Linked DNA regions of Homo sapiens: region 2 is linked to region 1. Evidence: read pairs that join two places in POLR2A ChIA-PET (ENCODE). Cell type or tissue: Caco-2. All regions are shown on one strand. Links, peaks and the distances in the headings refer to the core of each region. The heading gives the core; the rest is flanking DNA. Region 1 overlaps GLI1 (GLI family zinc finger 1). Region 2 overlaps R3HDM2 (R3H domain containing 2).

Region 1 (2,912 bases), core at 302-2,801:
AGTAGCTGGGATTACAGGCACCCGCCATCATGACTGGCTAATTTTTGTTTTTTTGTAGAGACGGGGGTTTCACCATGTTGGCCAGGCTGGTCTTCAACTGACCTCAGGTGATCCTCCCGCCTCAGCCTCTCAAAGCGTTGGAATTACAGGCGTGAGCCACTGTGCCCGGCTCAGTGATGCTCTTTTCAACTCGAATTCCGTGGCAGATGTCTTAGAGGGGTGGGGGATACCAGGGATGTTCTGCCCAGGATTCTGTGCCTGAGACTGCTGTCTGACAGTCTCTATTTCCTCCACCTTTATACCTACCTTCCCTTTCTGCAGTGTCCCCACACCCTCCTCTGAGACGCCATGTTCAACTCGATGACCCCACCACCAATCAGTAGCTATGGCGAGCCCTGCTGTCTCCGGCCCCTCCCCAGTCAGGGGGCCCCCAGTGTGGGGACAGAAGGTCAGTGTATATACCAATCCCTGGGCCTTGAGGATTTGGCAGATCTCCCACTTGGGCCCACCCCCACCCCATGCCAGTTTCCTATCTACAGGAGGATTTGAGGCCCCATGTCATATGGACCTGGAATCTGGGATCAGGTCATGTCTGGGGTTTTAAGGTGAGGTTTATGTATCCTCCATTCCCATTCCAGCTGTCTCTTTTTTCTAGGACTGTCTGGCCCGCCCTTCTGCCACCAAGCTAACCTCATGTCCGGCCCCCACAGTTATGGGCCAGCCAGAGAGACCAACAGCTGCACCGAGGGTGAGGGCTCAGGCAACACCTCTTCCCTTTCTGCCCCTCTCTGACTTGTTCTGAAAGAGAAAGTGGGAGGGCAGGGGATCTCACTTGGAGGAGGAGATGCTTGGAGATGTGAGGCGTCAGAGCACCATCAAGAAGTCACAGATGGGGCCGGGCGCGGTGGCTCACGCCTGTAATCCCAGCACTTTGTGGGGAAGCCGTGGCAGGAAGATCGCTTGAGGTCGGGAATTCAAGACCAGCCAGGCCAACATGGTGAAACCCTGTCTCTACTAACAATACAAAAATTAGCCGGGCGTGGTGGCTTGCACCTGTAGTGCCGATTACAGGGGAGGCTGAGGCAGGAGAATCACTTGAACCTGGGAACGCAGAGGTTGCAGTGAGGCAAGATGGTGCCACGCACTCCAGCCTGGGTTACAGAGCATGACTCTGTGTCTCTCAAAAAAAAAAAAAAAAAGTCACAGATAGCATCAATAGGGCAAAGCAGAATCAAGTATCATTGGTTTTGCCAAGTCAGGACCCATAGGTTAGGTGCATGGAGAGACATGCCCCTTTACCATATCCGTCTCCGCTGTCTCCTGCCCCAGGCCCACTCTTTTCTTCTCCCCGGAGTGCAGTCAAGTTGACCAAGAAGCGGGCACTGTCCATCTCACCTCTGTCGGATGCCAGCCTGGACCTGCAGACGGTTATCCGCACCTCACCCAGCTCCCTCGTAGCTTTCATCAACTCGCGATGCACATCTCCAGGAGGCTCCTACGGTCATCTCTCCATTGGCACCATGAGGTGCAGTCAGCCCCGGGCCAAGAGGCCCCTAAAGCCCCTACCCAAGTCCATTAAAAGTCTCAAGCCCTCAAACTACCTAACCCTATTTGAATCCTTGTCATTTCAAAGACAACTCTCCTCAGTACTTCCCTGGGACTGCCTCAACCACTACAAATCCCAAGTCTTCCAGAAATCCTCCAAATAGCCCAATCCTTCCTGAGACTTCCTAATTGTCTTAAGTAACTGCCTCCTCTCCTCCTCAGCCCATCTCTGGGATTCCCAGCCCAGATGAATCACCAAAAAGGGCCCTCGCCTTCCTTTGGGGTCCAGCCTTGTGGTCCCCATGACTCTGCCCGGGGTGGGATGATCCCACATCCTCAGTCCCGGGGACCCTTCCCAACTTGCCAGGTGAGAGTCCCCATATTGCTACCTGATTTCCCTCAGCTCAGGGTGGGTGGGTGGTGGATTTTGTAGGGGAAAGGTGAAGGAAGGACAAGGGATATAAGTTTTCAGTACTAGAAAAGTAAAGAGGTGTGGGTGCTGGGGTTCACTCCTTGCAGTTGAGTCAGACGCTTCCAAATGGGATCCCACCTTTTGCCCATCCCATTCACCAGTGTAGTCTGAGGAGGAAGTCCCTTCCAAACCCAGGAGGTTCCAGCTGCTTGGGTGGGGGCACTTAGGGCAGGAAGACCTGGCTTGGTTTCCTCTTCCTTCTGCTTACTTCCACCCTCATCACCGTCACCTCTTCCCCTGGGGAAGCTGAAGTCTGAGCTGGACATGCTGGTTGGCAAGTGCCGGGAGGAACCCTTGGAAGGTGATATGTCCAGCCCCAACTCCACAGGCATACAGGTAAGGGGATGGGCAGGAGCTTTACCTCTGGGACCTGAGCAAAACTAAAGCTGTCACCCAAGTGACCCTGAGATTGCCTCTCTTGCCCTAGGATCCCCTGTTGGGGATGCTGGATGGGCGGGAGGACCTCGAGAGAGAGGAGAAGCGTGAGCCTGAATCTGTGTATGAAACTGACTGCCGTTGGGATGGCTGCAGCCAGGAATTTGACTCCCAAGAGCAGCTGGTGCACGTGAGCCCCAGGGGGTAACAGGAATGGCTAGCCAGAACCTTTAGGAGATTCTGAGTGGGACATGGTGGAATCCGGCTGAGGGCAGGAGGTCAGAGGAGACTGAGGTTGAATGCTCAGTTGGGTAGGCAGAAGCTCAGAAGTTGTAGCTTTGCCTTAGGGAGCTGGAAGACCTGAGATGTGAGATATGATATTGCTCCTGCCTCTTCCTCCTTGAGGTGGAGTCGTGGAAGAGGAACAGGGGGTGGAGGGAAGGTCTGTTCTGGACCTCAGGGTCATGGGAGAGCCTTGGAGAGCCTTTGTATCTTCTCCCTCAGCACATCAACAGCGAGC
Region 2 (2,912 bases), core at 312-2,811, 66 kb before region 1:
ACAAAGGTTTCTATGAAAAAGTTCTAGTTTTTTTTTATAGCCCCTGCACATCACGGTTTTGACATTAGGAATGTGGAGTAGTTGGCTAAAGTTGCGAAGGAATGGCCAGAGGATATTGCCTTTCCCCTTTTCACCACTAGTGCTGGTCCTAAAACACTCCTCCTGTGGTAAACTTTTTCCCATGTAATACCTTGTTCCCCCCTATGCAAAATATTTACTAGTTTCCTTTCCCCATTGGCACTCAAGCCATTCCCAGATACATCTAATTTTTAAGTGGGCACAGTGGGTTCACACTAAGAGCTTTGTCACACCAAGAGTTCACTCTCTAATTCTGATTAAGAGAATCAAGAGCAACATAATTTTGACTTTCTTGCCCTAATTGTAATCATATCATAATTAAAAGTGAAATACTGTGGGCCGGGCACAGTGGCTCACGCCTATAATCCCAGCACTTTGGGAGGCTAAGGCGGGCGAATCACGAGCTCAGGAGTTCGAGACCAGCCTGGCCAACACAGTGAAACCCCGTCTCTACTAAAAATACAAAAATTAGCTGGGCATGGTGGTGGGCACCTGTAATTCCAGCTACTCAGGAGGCTGAAGCAGGAAATCGCTTGAAACTGGTGGTGGGGGTGGGCAGGGGAGAGGGGCAGAGGTTGTAATGAGCCGAAATCATGCCACTTCACTCCAGCAGCCTAGGCAAAAGAGCGAGACTCTGCCTCAAAAAAAAAAAAAGAAAAAGAAAAAGAAATATTTTATTACCTTGTTCGTATCTGTACCTGCAATTCTAAACAGTGTCTGACACATGATAAGCACTGAAACAGTTTTCTAATTGTTTGGTGCATTTACAAAGCTAAGAAGTTACTTCCTCTGAGGTAAACTTGGGTTTCTTAAGGTGTTTAAAACTTATTTGTATAGCCAATAAAATGGCCAAACTGTCAAAACCTTGTTCTTTTCTTCATTCTAACAATCTGCCTTGTATCCTCAGAAATCTCTCTTCCTTTCTCTCTCTTTTTTTTTTTTGAGATGGAGTCTTACTCCGTCACACAGGCTGGAGTGCAGTGGCGTGATCTCGGCTCACTGCAACCTCCACCTCCTGGGTTCAAGCCATTCTCCTGCCTCAACCTCCCAAGTAGGTGGGATTACAGGTGCCCGCCACCATGCCCGGCTAATTTTTGTATTTTTAGTACCGACAAAGTTTCACCATGTTAGTCAGGCTGGTCTCAAACTCCTGACCTCAAGTGATCCGCCCACCTCAGCCTCCCAAAGTGCTGGGATTAGAGGCGTGAGCCACCGCACCCAGCCCTCTCTTCCTTTCTCAGAAGGTAAAATTTACACTTGGAAAATAAGATGGCAGTCATATCTGGCAGTTAACTGTTCTCTGCCTCTGTGGGGCCCAAATCCAATCTTCTGAGGCAGCAGCAATTGTCAAAGATCTGGCTACCAGCATAGCATTGAAGAGTGCTTCACAGCTTAGAACCATTTAGGCTAAATTGACCCAAGTAGCAAACACCTATAAGAGAATCACTGCTGATAAGACTTCTATGAAGGATTCCAAATGTCTTAAAGATAACTTCACAGGAGTGGAAAGGAGCTGAACTCAGCCATCTGACTACTGAAGCGTTCTATAAACCTTTAGGCCAGGCACGGTGGCTCACACTTGTAATCCCAGCACTTTGGGAGGCCGAGGTGGGTGGATCAGGAGGTCAGGAGTTTGAGACCAGCCTGGCTGGCGTGGTGAAACACCGTCTCTACTAAAAATACAAAAATTAGCGGGGCATGGTGGCGTGCACCTGTAATCTCAGCTTCTCGGGAGACTGAGGCAGCAGAATTGCTTGAACCCGAGAGGTGGAGGTTGCAGTGAGCTGAGATCATGCCACTGCACTTCAGCCTGGGCAACAGAGTGAGACTCTGTCTCAAAAAATAAAATAAAATAAAATAAAGCTTTAATAATGACCCCGTCACCAGAAAAACAGACACTTTGTCCTAGCCTTCTAATCAGCTGTATTTAGCAGCCAACATCCATCTTTTGCAATAAAATGCCACCTCTTAGTTCCTATTTCTATCAAATTATCACAGGTTTAGGCAATAGATAAGTCAGAAACTACAGTTAACTTGTCTAGGACCCAAGACAATTAATAAAACTTACTTGGAGAAGCAGCATAGCCTCTAGTCACCTGAAGACAAGTTTTAAAGATCCTAACAACTGGTAACACTTGGGCACACCAAAATGGCTGTAATCTGAAAAACAGCCACATGCCACTTCTAATGGTGTCATTATACTAAAAGTGACCTTCCCCCCTGAAAGTTTTTAAAGTAAGCTAAATCTTGAACAATGACTCCTACTCTTCTCTAAAATAGGAGCTATGACAGCTACCTTAATGGGATGCCCGATAAACTCAGGGCAAGGGGCTCACTGTGCTGACATTCTCACCTCACCTAGGACTTCCGCTGATTCATCCTGATGGACTGACAAGTCACTGACTTGCCAAAGAATCTTGTTTATTTCACATATAAAAACACTGTCTACTCCAGTGTGGCGATTCCTCAGGGATCTAGAACTAGAAATACCATTTGACCCAGCCATCCCATTACTGGGTATATACCCAAAGGATTATAAATCATGCTGCTATAAAGACACATGGACATGTATGTTTATTGTGGCACCATTCACAATAGCAAAGACTTGGAACCAACCCAAATGTCCAACAATGATAGACTGGATTAAGAAAATGTGGCACATATACACCATGGAATACTATGCAGCCATAAAAAAATGATGAGTTCATGTCCTTTGTAAGGACATCGATGAAGCTGGAAACCATCATTCTCAGCAAACTATCGCAAGGACAAAACACCAAACACCGCATGTTCTCACTCATAGGTGGGAATTGAACAATGAGAACACTTGGACA

Evidence for each region. Peaks named below come from ENCODE experiments on the same cell type or tissue, not always from the same donor. Only the 100,000 strongest peaks of a DNase experiment are listed, where the experiment ranks them.
Region 2: POLR2A ChIA-PET joins it to region 1 with 7 read pairs; 3 of 35 experiments call an interaction of 5 or more read pairs at or near these places.

The regions. Positions count from the first base shown.
Region 1 is chr12:57,463,344-57,466,255 of GRCh38, forward strand. GLI1 (GLI family zinc finger 1) reads left to right here. Exons shown (of 12, transcript NM_005269.3): 2 at 322-448; 3 at 656-748; 4 at 1,330-1,525; 5 at 1,768-1,912; 6 at 2,264-2,353; 7 at 2,445-2,582; 8 at 2,897-2,912. The coding sequence starts at 349. Among named protein-coding and RNA genes, the nearest start is that of GLI1, 5.0 kb to the left of the region's middle. In Caco-2, for the core only: no CTCF peak of the experiment used is centred there; no DNase peak of the experiment used is centred there.
Region 2 is chr12:57,397,487-57,400,398 of GRCh38, forward strand. The region is part of intron 1 of R3HDM2 (R3H domain containing 2); the gene reads right to left. Among named protein-coding and RNA genes, the nearest start is that of R3HDM2, 32 kb to the right of the region's middle. In Caco-2, for the core only: no CTCF peak of the experiment used is centred there; no DNase peak of the experiment used is centred there.